Linked DNA regions of Homo sapiens: all the other regions are linked to region 2. Evidence: read pairs that join two places in POLR2A ChIA-PET (ENCODE). Cell type or tissue: MCF 10A. All regions are shown on one strand.

Region 1 (5,000 bases), 140 kb after region 2:
CTCCGGGTTCTGGGGAATTCTGCTAATGTCCTCATCTCCCATGGCAGGGTCCAACTGTGTGATCCTTAACACACCAGTTAAGTGTTAGGTGGGAGCTTCTTTTCTCCAGGTTTACTATCCCCCTTTAATACCTCTTGCTTCAAAAAGACCCCCCAAATTAAGGCAATTGGTTGGACGCAGTAGCTCATGCCTATAATCCCAGCACTTTGGGAGGCTGAGGCGGGTGGATTACCTGAGGTCAGGAGTTTGACACCAGCCTGGCCAACATGGTGAAACTTCGTCTCTAATGAAAACACAAAAATTAGCTAGGCATGTGCCTGTAATCCCAGTTATTTGGGAGGCTGAGGCAGGAGAATCTCTTGAACCAGGAAGGTGGAGGTTGTAGTGAGCAGAGATCATACCACTGTACTCCAGCTTGGGAGACAGAGTGAGACTCTATCTCAAAAAAAAAAACAAAACAAAAAACGAAAAAAGGCAACACCTGGGGTTCTCCATACGCTCTGACCGAATCCTCAGACAGATCATGAGAATCATCTTCTGCGAGGGGGACTATCCCTGGCCTCACTTGATCAATTATATTTCTCAACTCCTCGTGCCGGATTCTGGGCTTCCCGCACCCCCAGGTGTAGTGTTGTGGAGACTGAGAACAGGCACAGAAAGTGCTAACGGCCTCCTGGGCATGCTAGTGGCTAGGCTGGGTTTCGGTCAGTGCCGGAGCCAGGCCGCTGTAAGATTCAGGCCCGGTCTGCAAAAGGCCTGCTTCTCTGGCCTGAACGGTAAATGAAGCCTCAGCCCTCCCGGCCTCTCCCCTGTGTGCCTCTGTCTCCGAGGGTCTCCCTGATTTGGAATCTTACCGCTTGTTCTCTTTAGACTTACCTCTTAGTTTTTGGCCCTGGCTCAATACCCCTGCCCCATTCCAAGGACAGATCCCAGGGAGTGGCTTGGGGGACTTTAACCCTCTCCCTAATAATCTCCATCTACTTTATTCCCCCACCCCCACCTTACCTCTCTAAAGAAAATACCATCTAAATAACAATAGTTCACCTGCTGAGAAGTCAACACTTCAAGACAGGCCTTCAGGACCCTCATTCTAACCAGGGTATCACTTTTAAGCCCCCTCCTATAAGTAAATTGTGGGTCACACATACACTGGGACTCAGTTACTTGACACTTTGTCTTGATGGTTCTGACAAAAAGCTGTGACGTGACCCCAGTCCACCCAGCAAGGATGGGTCTGCAAAGGTCCAGGTCCCTGACAGCTGAGAAGAGTCTGTGGGAGCCTCTTGTCTTGTTGGAGAGGTCTAGAGAAGCAGACATGATGAGACTACTCTTCCCTGGTGGGTGATGAATTGAAGGGGGAGGAGCGCATATCTCTTAAAGCAAAGATTCTCCAAGTGAGGTCCCTGAACCAGCAGCATGGTCGCCACCTGAGAACTTGTTGGAAATGCAGATTCTTGGGCCCATCTAGAGGTCTTGAAAAAACTGTGGAGACAGGGAGCAGCCCTCTGTGCTTTAGGCAACTCTGATGCTGATGGCATCTGAGAACCACTGGCTTTGGCTTCGGCCGGTCTCTGGGTCTCCTGCAAACACATGGCGTATCTCTTACAACTCACACTGTTAGGCCGACCTCAGCCCTACTAGGTCGGAACCTCTGAGATTTCCCCAGGAGTTTTCACTTTAATAAATGTCCCTGGGGACGCTACTGTCATCAAAGGTTGCAGAAGACACAGGTTAAAAAAAAGGCCAAGAGGTCCAGGGTCTGGAAGGGTGGGAGTTCTGGATTTGGAAGGCTTAGGAAAGTCAGGGAGTTGCTCTAACTACAGGAGACCAAGAAAGAGAAAAATCTGGGAAGTGTTAGCTGGCTAAATTAACGTAGTCAGCTTATGATTATCCAGCTGGAGGACATATAGGCCCCTTGACCACCTGGTTCCCATTTAACCCAGTTAGGATACTGACGCTTCTACAGCTCTCCAGCTGCACACTAGCACCTCTCTGACTTTTCCCTCTGCTCTTCCTGAGAGCTTCCTGGTGCTTCCTCCATGTGCTGGGGAGACGCCCCAAGGCTGCTGGACCATCTTCTCATCCTGCCCCCCACTCCACCCCAGTGGAGGTTCCCATGGGACCCCTGTTGTATGGCAGCTGTCCTTTTCCTTGGCCACACAGTTGGGAGGACACTACTCTCCTCAGGTGCAGAACAGGGCCTCATTGCCCTTCAACAGAGCAGGGACCAGGCTGAGATTTTAAACAAGGCTCTAGGGATGGTTCAGGGAACAGTGAAAGGAAGTGTGACTCCAGAATGAGATCCTTGCAAGCAGACTTGACTCAAACTTTGTGATAAAGGACTTTTTTTTTTTTTTTTTGAGACGGAGTCTCACTCTGTTGCCCAGGCTGGAGTGCAGTGGTACGATCTCGGCTCACTGCAACCTCCGCCTCCTGGGTTCAAGTGATTCTCCTGCCTCAGCTTGCCAAGTAGCTGGGATTACAGGTGCCTGCCACCATGCCTGGCTAATTTTTGTATTTTTAGTAGAGACGGGGTTTCACCATGTTGGCCAGGCTGGTCTCAAACTCCTGACCTCATGATCCACCCACCTCGGCATCCTAAAGTGCTGGGATTACAGCGTGAGCCACCCCACCCGGCCGCCTCCTGCTTTCTTCTAAACCTGCCTCCACATGGCCATTGTAAATGTTCCCCAGATTTCTGTGCTTCGGAATCAGGGTCACAGTGGACCTCTGGCTTCTAGGAGGGTTCTCCCTTCACCATGGGCCCCTTTCCTTGTCCCAGAGCTGGCTGCTTCCTGGCATGACTCACTGTGGGCAAGACAGTTCCTTTTAAAGGAAGGTCTGCTTTCACCCCAGTCAGTTCAGGTCTCCCGGGAGGCAGATACCAGGGCAGGATGAGACACACAGGAGAAATGTGTGTGGAGCATGAAAGGGGCTTAGTCTTAGTCATTGGCTGTCTTCCATACCTCATCACCTGTCTGTAGGGTGTCAGAACAAATTAGTAACCATTAGTCAACTCCCCTGTCCTTGCAGGCATTATTCCCTTGTACATGCCAATGTCCAGCACTGGCAAGGTTGTCCCCCTTGGCCTAGACATTTTCACAGGTTGCAGACTATGAAATCTTCAGCACTTGGGCTGTCACTCTGAGTCTGGGATTATCCAGTCCCCACTTTCCATCCCAGAAGGAGTCTGACTTGCCAGCTGGGCAGCAAGTGAGCCAGTCTCCAATATCATCTTATCACCACTTTCCTCACACCACTCCTGGTACCCACTGTGAGTTCTCTGAGCAGTCAATGCCAAGTGACATGAGAAAAACAAGAGATTTACTAGAGCAAATGCCTGTGAATGATTAAAAGGGAGAGCAGGATCAGGTTGGGAGAGACTTCAGACTGAGAGGCAGCTCTGACACCTGAGAAGGGAGAGCAGGAAGGAAAGATTAGACCAGAGGAGCCTCGGGCTGCAACATGTTCTGAGAAAGTCTTGGCCAGGACAGTTGGGTGACCCAAGAAAAATGCATTTATTGGAAGATCCTCGTGCTGGGCAGCAATGGCCTGGCTCCGGGACTCCGGCTGTGCTCATCTTGTGCTGGGAGCAGCCCAGGGGAAGTGTGGCTTGGCATGAAGCCTATGGGGGGTCTGAAGGTGCAGCAGCTGGAGGCTGCCAGTCATCCACATTCCCTGCAGCAGGCTCTCTTGAAGAGGGAGCCAAATGATGTATTTCTACGGCCACCACGTACCCAATGAGTTTTGGCCCACAGCCCAATAGCCCGAGAAGACATTTGCACAGCCATGTCCTTTCCCAGCCACTGTCCCAGTCCTGGGTATTGAGCCATCAGTGGTCTCCTGTGGCACAGCAGTAGCCTATCAGGCTCAGTGCCATTCCTTCTCAGCCTCTCATCAAAAGCTCAGCTATGCTTAGGATCCAATCCTATGCAGAGATAACTTGCTTCCTAATAAAGTAACTTCATGGAAAGGTACTAGGAATTGATTTGAGTTTTTTATAGCGGGAAGTTACATCAGAGAATTTTGTTTTAGTCCCTCCCGCAATCAGTTATGGCCCCAACAGCAAACAAATGGCACGCTCAGATTAGGGTACTTTGTGGAGGTCTTATTTACAAAGGTGTGGGCAGGATGCAGGAAGGCCACAATGGGTAGTGCAGTGCTCTGGGTCAGTGACAGCTAAGTTCTCACCATCCCTAGGTCCTGGATGGGGCAGGAGGACAGAGTCACACAGAGGAGACCATCTTGAGAAGAGCAGTGACCTCTCAGGTGACTCAGGAGTGACTCAGGACAAAGTCTGAAGCAGCCGCTCCAGGAGTGACCCTGAGGAGAAGGAGTCTACCCTCACTCCATTTCCTTCCCTCATTGGCCACACCCAACCAGAGACCAGAGGGGAAGGGAGTCCCTGATGTGGTCCAGACAGGTGAGCTTCCCAGGGGAGAGAGCAGGTGCTGAGTGGACTGGGGTGGGGAAAGAGAGCACATGCTCTAATCCTAGAATTGAGGTGCAGTCCAAGGTCACACAAATGGTTGAATAAAGGAGATGGGCAACAATTCATCCTTCATTCATCTACTTAGCAAATATATTTTCCAGTCAGCACAGTGCTAGGTCCTGGAAATACAAAGATGAGCAAGTAGTAACTTTGTTCCCTGCTGGGCATCCTGAGGCCTTAAGGACATTGAGTGACATCAGGTTTGGAAGCTGTGGCAGTTCTATTTTTCTTAATATCATGGTCTCCTATTGCTGACAGAGAATTGAGATATAAGCTACAGTTACTATTTTGAGTAAGAATCTGCCTGTATCAATGACTGAGAGAGGCTGGGAGGGGTCTCCTCACCCATTGAAGCCTGAATCCCATCATTTGGGTTCAGAATTGGGTCATAAAGGATTTTTTCATTTTTGAGAGTTCCCTATGATAATGCAACCTCCAGCTCTCACCCCAGGATGGTTAAGTCCTTCTGTCCCCGGCTCTCAATACTGGCTGCTCTTGGGAATCACCG
Region 2 (5,000 bases):
ATGTAATATATAAATACATATTATACTTTAAGTTCTAGGGTACATTTGCACAATGTGCAGGTTTATTACATAGGTATACATGTGCCATGTTGGTTTGCTGCACCCATCAACTGCTCATTTACATTAGGTATTTCTCCTAATGCTATCCCTCCCCAGCCCCCCACCCCTCAACAAGCCCTAGTGTGTGATGTTCCCCTTCCTGTGTCCAAGTGTTCTCATTGTTCAATTCCCACCTATGAGTGAGAACATGTGGTGTTTGGTTTTCTGTCCTTGTGATAGTTTGCTGAGAATAATGGTTTCCAGCTTCATTCGTGTCCCTGCAAAGGACATGAACTCATCCTTTTTTATGGCTGCATGGTATTCCATGGTGTATATGTGCCACATTTTCTTAATCTAGTCTATCATTGATGGACATTTGGGTTGGTTCCAAGTATTTGCTATTGTGAATAGTGCCGCAATAAACATATGTGTGCATGTGTCTTTATAGTAGCATGATTTATAATTCTTTGGATATATACCCAGTAATGGGATCACTGGGTTAAGTGGTATTTCAAGTTCTAGATCCTTGAGGAGTCGCCACACTGTCTTCCACAGTGGTTGAACTAATTTACACTCCCACCATCAGTGTAAAAGCATTCCTATTCCTATGTCTCCACATCCTCTCCAGAATCTGTTGTTTCCTGACTTTTTAATGATTGCCATTCTAATTGGCCTGAGATGGTACCTCATTATGGTTTTGATTTGCATTTCTCTGATGACCAGTGATGATGAGCATTTTTTCATGTGTCTGTTGGCTGCATAAATGTCTTCTTTTGAGTAGTGTCTGTTCATATTGTTTGCCCATTTTTTGATGGGGTTGTTTGTTTTTTTTCTTGTAAATTTGTTTCAGTTCTTTGTAGATTCTGGATATTAGCCCTTTGTCAGATGGGTAGGTTGCAAAAATTATCTCCCATTCTGTAGGTTGCCTGTTCACTCTGATGATAGTTTCTTTTGCTGTGCAGAAGCTCTTTAGTTTAATTAGATCCCATTTATCTATTTTGGCTTTTGTTGCCATTGCTTTTGGTGTTTTAGACATGAAGTCCTTGCCCATACCTATGTCCTGAATGGTATCGCCTAGGTTTTCTTCTAGGGTTTTTATGGTTTTTAGGTCTAACATTTAAGTCTTTAATCCATCTTGAATTAATTTTTGTATAAGGTGTAAGGATGGTTTCCAGTTTCAGCTTTCTACATATGGCTGGCCAGTTTTCCCAGCACCATTTATTAAATAGGGAATCGTTTCCCCATTTCTTGAGCTACAGATATTTTGAGTTTGGTTACCACAGTATTATCTAGTGGAAGTTGACTTATACAGTATGTAATAGGATAAATATAGGTGTGTAACAGAATATTAAGTGTTCGTGTTTCAAAGCTGAGGGGAAAATGTTAAAAGTGTTCACACACTCTAAAAAGAGATTAGCTAAAACTGCTTCATTAACCACACTTTGGGGAAACCAGTTCTGAGATTCTTCTCCATTACTCTGACAGGTTGGACCCTCTGGGGAGCAGATCTCAAGATCAAGTTATGAGTGCAAGAGGTGTGTTGGGAAGCGATGGTTGTAAAAGAATCCTGCAGTAGCACCAGGCACAAGTCTGTCCAGGGAGAGGAGGACTTCTACTCTCTACCAGCATCTCTCCTAAGTCCCCTTAGGGGACGGGGGCAAGGAAGTGCTGGGAAGGGCAGGGCATGGTTCCTGGCTAGGACTCCACCCCCCTGGGGCCTGTACCCACGGACCTAGGTGAAGACAGGCACTCCTGCCTTCTCGCCCAACGGTTGCGTTTCCCAAGATCATCCTGGCCTGCCACGCCCCCATCTACCTATTAAACTCCCCCACCTTCCCCAAACCCTAGCAGGCAGACACACATCGGTGGAAGAAGACAGGAGCGGCTGGACATTGAAAGGACGTCGAGAGGAGCACACCTGCACACCATCGACCAGCGGAACGAGGCAGAGTGTGGCTGGAGCAGTCGGAGGGAAGCCTGGGCCGCTGACTCCAGGGGAAAACCATCTCCTTTCTGGCTCCCCCCTCTGCTGGGAGATACTTTCACTGAATAAAACCTTGCACTCATTCTCCAAGCCCACCTGTGATCCGATTCTTCCTGTACACCAAGGCAAGAACCTGGGATACAGAAAGCCCTCTGTCCTTGTGATAAGGTAGAGGGTCTAACTGAGCTGGTTAACACAAGCTGCCTATAGACAGCGAAACTGAAAGAGCACACAATAGCACACACTCATTGGGGCTTCAGGAGCTGTAAATATCCACCCCTAGACGCTGCCATGGGGCGGGAGCCCCACAGCCTGCCCGTCTAGAGGTTTGAGCAGCGGGACACTGAAGAAGAGAGCCACACCCTCATCGCACGTCCTGCGAGGGAGACAAGGGAACTTTTCCGGTTTCACTTCTGCTTGGCTTGAGCTGGCACTGAAGCACCCTTTTCCCTCCTCACTGAGGGAGCAGAGGGGAAAAGCGGTAGAACTAACAGGCTAACAATGCTCCTCCGAAAATATATCGTATTTTTGGATCCCTAGAGATAGGTGATCACGGCAGCCGCGGAGTGCATTTGGGTCTCCTTTCAAGAAAGAACTTGCTGCTCAGCGTTGAAGAATGCAGTTGGCCAACAGCCTCCAGCTGCTCTGTCTTCAGCATCTGCCATGGCATCTGAGCTGAGGTCATGTTCTTCCTGGGAGGTCCCCAGCAGAAGGATCACGTGGAAGCTCCACAAGCTCCACAGATGTTCCAGGAGAGGAATAGGCAGCATTTGGAAGACATATCCTGCCATAACAGAGGGCATTTGCTAGTAGAGACAACAAACAGCAACAGCCAAGTAAACAAACACACAAGCACAAAGCACTTTCTCCCATTTCCCCTCATTGATCCTGTCCGGGTAGAAGCTGGGGAGGAAGTAGAATAGGGTGAGGCGGGGTGGGGCTGGGGGGCCTACACCTTCTTCCTTCCCCCGCAGGTCCTGTCCCTGGGCCAGGCTTGAACTAGGGGAATGGGAAAAGCTGTGAAGTGAATGAGAATTAGGAGTTTTTATTTAGACTGGACTTGAATTTTTTTTTTTTTTTTTTTTTTTTTGAGACAGAGCCTCGCTCTGTCACCCAGGCTGGAGTCCCGTGGCGCCATCTTGGCTCACTACAGCCTCTGCCTCCCGGGTTCAAGCGATCCTCCCACCACAGTCTCCTGAGTAGCCGGGATTACAGGTGCCTGCCACCATGCCCAGCTATTTTTTTTTTTTTTTGTATTTTTAGTAGAGACAGGGCGTCACCGTGTTGGCCAGGCTGGTCTCGAACTCCTGGCCTCAAGTGATCTGTCCGCCTCGGCCTCCCCAAGTGCTAGGATTATAGGAGTGAGCCACCACGCCTGGCCTGGACTTGAATTTTTAATTCCTAAAAATGAACTACCAGTTAAAATTTAAAAATGACCAAAAAAGCTATGGGATATGCTGATGTTTTGCTTTGGGGATAAGGAAAAGATATCTGGTTGAGCGGCATTGAAAACAGTGTAGGGAGAGAAAAACTCATTCCTGGCTCACCCTTTTGAGTCCCACTATCTCAATAATCTGATGTTATATGACACACACACACACACACGGAGGAATCCTGGAAGACTCCATATCAAGGTGGTGATGAAGGTGACCAGTGGGTGATAGGATTATAGGTGTGTGTTTATTTATTTATTTTAATTACCTTTTTTTAGAGACAGGGTCTCTGTCATCCAGGCTGCAGTGCAGTGGTGTGATCATGGCTCACTGCAGTCTTGCACTCCAGGGCTCAATCCTCCTGCCTCAGTCTCCTGAGTAGCTGGAGCTGCAGTCATGCACCAACGTGCCCAACTAATTTACTTTATTTTATTTTTTATTTTTTGTTAAGATGGAATCTCACTTTATTGCCTAGGCTGGTCTTAAACTCCTGGTTTCAAGCATTCCTCCTACCTCAGCCTCTCAAAGTGCTGGAATTACTGCACTTGGCCCTATTATATTTTTAAAAAATTTCAATAGTTTTAGGGGTAAAAGTGGCTTTGGTTACATAGATGAATTGTATAGTGATGAAGTCTGGATTTTTAGTGTACCCATCACCCAAATAGTGTACATTGTACCCAATGAGTAGTTTTTCATTCCTCACCCCCACACTGTCCCCACTTCTGAGTCTCCTGATGTCCATTATAGCACCCTGCTTTTGCGCACTTAGAGCTTACCTCCCACTTAGAAGTGAGAACATGTGGTAGTTGGTTTTCCCTTCCTGAGTTACTTCACTTAGGTCAGTGGCCTCCAATTTCATCTGAGTTGCTGCACATAACATGATTTCATTCTTTTTTTGACTGAGTAGTAGTCCATCTCTCTCTCTCACACACACACATACACACACACACACACACACACACACACACACATTTATCCACTCATCCATTGATGGGCACTTAGGTTGCTTCTATATCTTTGCAATTGTGAATTGTGCTCCAATAAACATACATGTGCAAGTGCTGTTTTTTCTCCCTTTTATCCTTCTTTTCTTCCCTATGCTTCCATAGGTACTGAGAAAGAGTCTTTTTTATATAATTATTTCTTTTCCTTTGGGAAGATACCCAGTAGTGGGATGGCTTGATCCAATGGTAGATCTGTTTTTAGTTCTTTGAGAAATCTCCATATTATCTCCATATTGTTTTCCATAGAGATTGTACTAATTTACATTCCCACCAACAATGTATGTGTTCCATTTTCACTGCATCGGCACCAACAACGGTTGTTTTTTGACTTTTTAATAATGGCCATTCTGGCTGGGGTAAGGTGGTATCTCACTGTGGTTTTAACTTGTATTTCCCTGATAATTAGTGATGTTGAGCATTTAAGAAATATATTTGTTGGCCATTTGTATATCTTCTTTTAAGAAATATCTCTTGAAGTTGTTTGCCCACTTTTTAATGTGATTATTTGTTTTTTTTTCTTGCTGATTTGTTTGAGTTCCT
Region 3 (5,000 bases), 200 kb after region 2:
TTTTTTTAATGCTTGAAAGTATCTGTTATTGGACAGGCAAAATTTTAATGTGTCAAAAATTTATTTAAACTATGTGGTCACTATCTGGAGTAGAATAGTGAATTATGTCAATTATTTTGTTAATTATCTTACATTTCAGAGTCCTATTTACATACATAATTTCCATATACACCATAGAAAGTCTACTCAAGCCTCCATTTTTTCCAAATATTTAGTTGTCCTTAGTTACCTGTGATCATAAAATGGATTTTAGGCAGTATTATTTGGTTGACTTTTGCTTCAACTCCAGCAAATCAAGCAGTTTGTTGGTTTGTCACATATTCATCATCTATTCTCTTATCTGTGTTCTTTTCTAAGCAGCCTACCACCTTCCACTGGGGGGGATCCATGAGATTCCAGGGAAGCTGACTTTATTGACGGGAGTGAGGCATGAGGTCTAAGCTAAGCCAATCCGTGCCTTCCATTTCTTGGAACACAGATATTGGCTGCAGAGGGGGCATGTGTCTTAAGGGGGGTCCAATCAGAATGAATTTTCAGATTTTCCTTGGAAACATTAGGCAGGAATGCTCTCCTGCTTCCTTGCTTCCCTTCTGGATTAGAATGAGGAAGCAACAGCCCTAAGAGCTCCTGGAAGCCATAGGGGATCTCAAAGAGAGTCAGCCTTAGAATTTGGCCCCAAAAAGGGCAATGTGAAGAGCTAGGAACAAATAAGGTTCTTGGTGACATTGTTGAGCTCCTGGATCAAGCCTTATCTGGAGCCAATATTACATCTGGCATTTTCAGTTGCTTGAGCCAACAAATTCCCTCAATTGTTTAAGCTATTTTGAATGAAGCTGTTTGTTGGTTGCATTCTAACTTGTATAATTTGTAGATGACATATTAGTATACAACTTCACAGTTTAGAAATTGTATTATCTTACTTCATTGTCACAACAACTCCATAGAGGTATTTAGAAAAGCTGTTACTCCTCTTGTTTTATATGAAGAAAGGGACTGTGAAAGCATTGCCCTAGGTTAAACAGATGGTTAAGTAGAAGAGGAAAGTTATATGAGGACAGGAAGAATGTATTCATTTTAAAGTTGTATTCTCAGCATCTTTTATGGTGTTTGCCAATTCAATGTAATAAAAATTTGTTGAACAAATAAATAAATCAAATAATAGAGCTGTAATAGTAAAAAGAATAATGGGCTTAGCTGTAATTGATCATTCATTTTTTCCAACAAATATTTACCAAATGCCTATGTAGAGGTATGAGGCTCAGTTGTGCCAGTATGTCTAGTGAAAAAGACAAAGAAAATTGATATTTCTAATGTTCTGATACTCTTTTAAAGTTTCACAGAGTTAAACGATTATAGTATTTACATGTCAAGTCCTGCCATGACTTGTTAGGGAGGGTCCTTGTTTTTCAAATCTCTCTCTCTCTTTTTTTTTTTTTTTTTTAAGATGGAGTCTCACTCTTGTCACCCAGGCTGGAGAACAGTGGCGCAATCTTGGCTCACTGCAACCTCTGCCTCCCGGGTTCAAGCGATTCTCCTGCCTCAGCTTCCTGAGTAGCTGGGATTACAGGCGCCGGCCACCACACCTGGCTAATTTTTGTATTTTTAGTAGAGACGGGGTTTCACCATGTTGGCCAGGCTGGTCTTGAACTCCTGGACCTCAGGTGATCCACCTGCCTCGGCCTCCCAAAGTGCTGGGATTACAGGCATAAGTCACTGCACCTGGCTGTTTCAAATCCCTTTTCTATTGCATATATCCACAGTTTCTGCCGTATTTGCCTTGAGAATGGGGACCTCTGAGGTAGAAAGTCATGCCAATTGTTTCATGTTGTGATAAGTACTCAGTACCATCTGAATACCTCACAAATATTGAATTATATTCTTCTCAATGTCTAAGTCTCTCTCTGGCTGTATGTTAGAATGTCCTTTCATTCAAATCTTTTGGGGACCATTAGGAGTTGAATTTTACTATTTTAGCATGTATTATAGTAGATCAAAAATCCATACTTCATGAGTGAGGCAATATATAGATTTGAGATTCTATCAGATTGCAAAGTAACAAGAAAGTAGAAGGAGGATCACCCTGTGGGAATGAGGGACCAGCTAACCAAGCAGTCAGAGAAAGAGCCTGAATTGTAGTTCCCCAGGGATGGAATGAAAGAAGACACAACCAAGAAATTTAGCTCTTTAGATCTAATAGAAACCTCAAAGAATTAGATTCCAAGAATTGATGGATGAAAATTGTTTCAGGATTTAAAAAACTCAGCAAGGTTCCATTTCCTCTTTTCATCCTTGAGTACTGGAAAGAGCAAAAGCTTTTGAGTGAGACAGAGCAGGGTTCAAATCCTAACTCCAACAATTTAGGCAAGTAACCTGCTCTCTCTGAGAGTCATTTTTCTTATCTAGAAAATGGATAGTATTTACCTTAATAGGTCCAGGCATATAGGAAATGATAGCTGTTATTCTGTACTTTTTATATAAGTAGGACAAACTTAGAGTCATGAAAAAAAGTGTTGTCACACTTATTTTTTTTTTGCTTTTCTTAGAAGAAAAAAAGGGTATATCTTCAAAGTGTTCAATAGCACAGAAAGAAAAAAGAAAATGAAGGGCACATTTTGTAGAATCAAGATTTTTTCCTCAAATTCAATCATAGCCCCATAATGAGCTAATGAGGGTGGGACATTGCTCTCTTGTATCTCTCATTGCTACATTTACTAGCTTTCATCTGAGAAAATGAGGGAAGCTTTAGTTCACATACTTGAATACTGTTCCAAATGTCTCACGTTTCTGATAATGTCCTTCAGGACCCTGAGCAAACTAACTATAAAAAAGATGAATGACTGTGGATTATTCAGTAGGTTCTTGGTATCCTTTCAGAAATGTTAAGAACAGCTCCTTAACTCTTCACTCATAAACTTGGTGTTGTTTCCCCTTGGGTAATTTCTCTCATCTTTGAAGTTGAGTCCCATCAGTTGTCAGTGGCATGATTTATTCACGTCCAGGGCCAATGGAAGAAGCACAAGGGTGGGAGGCTGTTAGCTCTCGCCAGCGCCCCCTCTGGCCACTCCGGCAAAGGCCGCCAAGTGACAGCACACTGAATTCCTGTGCAAGGCTCTGGTGTGGGTGGAGGCGGCTCTGAGCAGAGCCCAGAATGTTGGAACAAGAGTGGGGTGGCCTGGCTTGCTGCTTCTGAACCTATCTCATCCTCACTACTCTGATTAGAGAAAAAAAAAAGGGAGAAGGCTTGCAAGTACTGTGCAATAGAGGTGGTAGTTTTACATAAATCTAAAAAATTTGGCCTGAGGTTTATGGAGAATCAAAACAACTTAAGGAATGCATTTTTTTCATATAAAATACCTGATAATTAACCTCTTCTTACTTTTTAAGTTATTAAACTTGAATCTTGGTGGGTCTTTTTTTTTGGCAGTATTAAGTCAAATCTGTGATATGTATAAAGTATCACTGACATGCTCAGAAAATACCTTTATCCTACACCACCCCCAATGGCTCCCAAGTGTGTGACTTAGTGAGTTCATCAGTTCAAATCAAGGAAACTTATTGCCGAGTATTCTCCCTTCTTGGGAGAACTCAAATGTTTCATTCCTGTGTCTCACTTCTTTCTCATCCTGAAGCTGAATTTAGTCATAATTGTTATACTGCTATAGCATTTGACACTTTTCGAAACATGTTTATTCACAATATTACAAGCAGAGGAGATTTCACTGTTTTTGCTTTTTAGAGGAGAACATTGGTATTCAAAGAAATAGACAAATTTTTGGGGCCGGGTGCGGTGGCTCACGCCTGTAATCCCAGCACTTTGGGAGGCCAAGGCGGGCGGATCACGAGGTCAGGAGATCGAGACCATCGTGGCTAACACGGTGAAACCCCGTCTGTACTAAAAATATAAAAAATTAGCCGGGCGTGGTGGCAGGCGCCTGTAATCCCAGCTACTTGGGAGGCTGAGGCAGGAGAATGACCTGAACCCAGTAGGCGGAGCTTGCAGTGAGCTGAGATCGCACCACTGCACTCCAGCCTGGGCAACAGAGCAAGACTCTGTTTCAAAAAAAAAAAAAAAAAGAAATAGACAAAATTTTGTTTAATCTATCTATTACAGTCTTGGATACTGATAAATTTATAGAATCACTGAGTCTAGAGAAGAAACCACACATATCAGCTTTTTAGTTGCAAGTTAATTTTGAGATAAGTTCAATCTTAAAAAATCAAATTATAAATGCATTGGAAGAAAATTTTTAAAAATATTGTTATGATTTGGGGGAAAATAGAGAAAAACTTTATAACTGGGGATCTCAGGACAAAGTCATAGTGAAAAATATTGCTAGACTCAAGGGCTTAAAACACACACACACACATACACACAGATTCAAAATTTCTGAATGGTAAAAAATATATTCTGATATATTTTGGAATTTATCAAGCAGAAAGGCAAATGATAAAAATTTTAAAAGGTAACATGTTTAATATATAAAGAGTTCTTGCAAACAAATAAGGAAAAGATGTCTCCATATGTTAACAATGGATCTAAATTGCAAATTCACAGCAGAAAAAATAAAAATGGCCAATAAACATAAAAAGTTTTAACCTTCCTGGTAACAAATTAAAAAAATTAAAACAATAAAATTCTCCAACGTGGTGGGGAAAAATAAAATAGAATAATAATACACAGTTTTGGCTAGGACTTTGGGAAATAGGTAACTTCCTGCTATGGTTTTGGGAATTTTAGTTTGGAGATCAGTTTGACATTATGTATCAAAATCCTTGAAAAAGAGCATAATATCTGATCCAGGTTAGGGGTGAATTATCAGCCAGTAATTGGACAAGTTGCCAAAGATACAAGTGCAAAAATGTAAATGGCGGTATTTTTATTTTAATCATGAAAAATGAGAAACAACTTAAATTATTGGTAATATGGGGTCATAGATGTCATAATTAAGCCATAAAAAGAAAGGCTACCAAATACAGTACCATGAATAGTTTGATGTAAT

What was found. Peaks named below come from ENCODE experiments on the same cell type or tissue, not always from the same donor. Only the 100,000 strongest peaks of a DNase experiment are listed, where the experiment ranks them.
Region 1: POLR2A ChIA-PET joins it to region 2 with 5 read pairs; 2 of 35 experiments call an interaction of 5 or more read pairs at or near these places.
Region 3: POLR2A ChIA-PET joins it to region 2 with 5 read pairs; 2 of 35 experiments call an interaction of 5 or more read pairs at or near these places.

What each region holds. Positions count from the first base shown.
Region 1 is chr13:30,826,445-30,831,444 of GRCh38, forward strand. No RefSeq gene overlaps it. Among named protein-coding and RNA genes, the nearest start is that of LINC00398, 26 kb to the left of the region's middle. RefSeq lists an enhancer at 840-1,484. In MCF 10A, no CTCF peak of the experiment used is centred here; DNase peaks (open chromatin) are centred at 2,897 and 3,497.
Region 2 is chr13:30,688,051-30,693,050 of GRCh38, forward strand. No RefSeq gene overlaps it. Among named protein-coding and RNA genes, the nearest start is that of TRN-GTT2-4, 17 kb to the left of the region's middle. RefSeq lists an enhancer at 2,357-2,446. In MCF 10A, no CTCF peak of the experiment used is centred here; a DNase peak (open chromatin) is centred at 2,691.
Region 3 is chr13:30,890,108-30,895,107 of GRCh38, forward strand. The region is part of intron 2 of TEX26-AS1 (TEX26 antisense RNA 1); the gene reads right to left. Among named protein-coding and RNA genes, the nearest start is that of LINC00545, 10 kb to the left of the region's middle. In MCF 10A, a CTCF peak has its summit at 3,043; no DNase peak of the experiment used is centred here.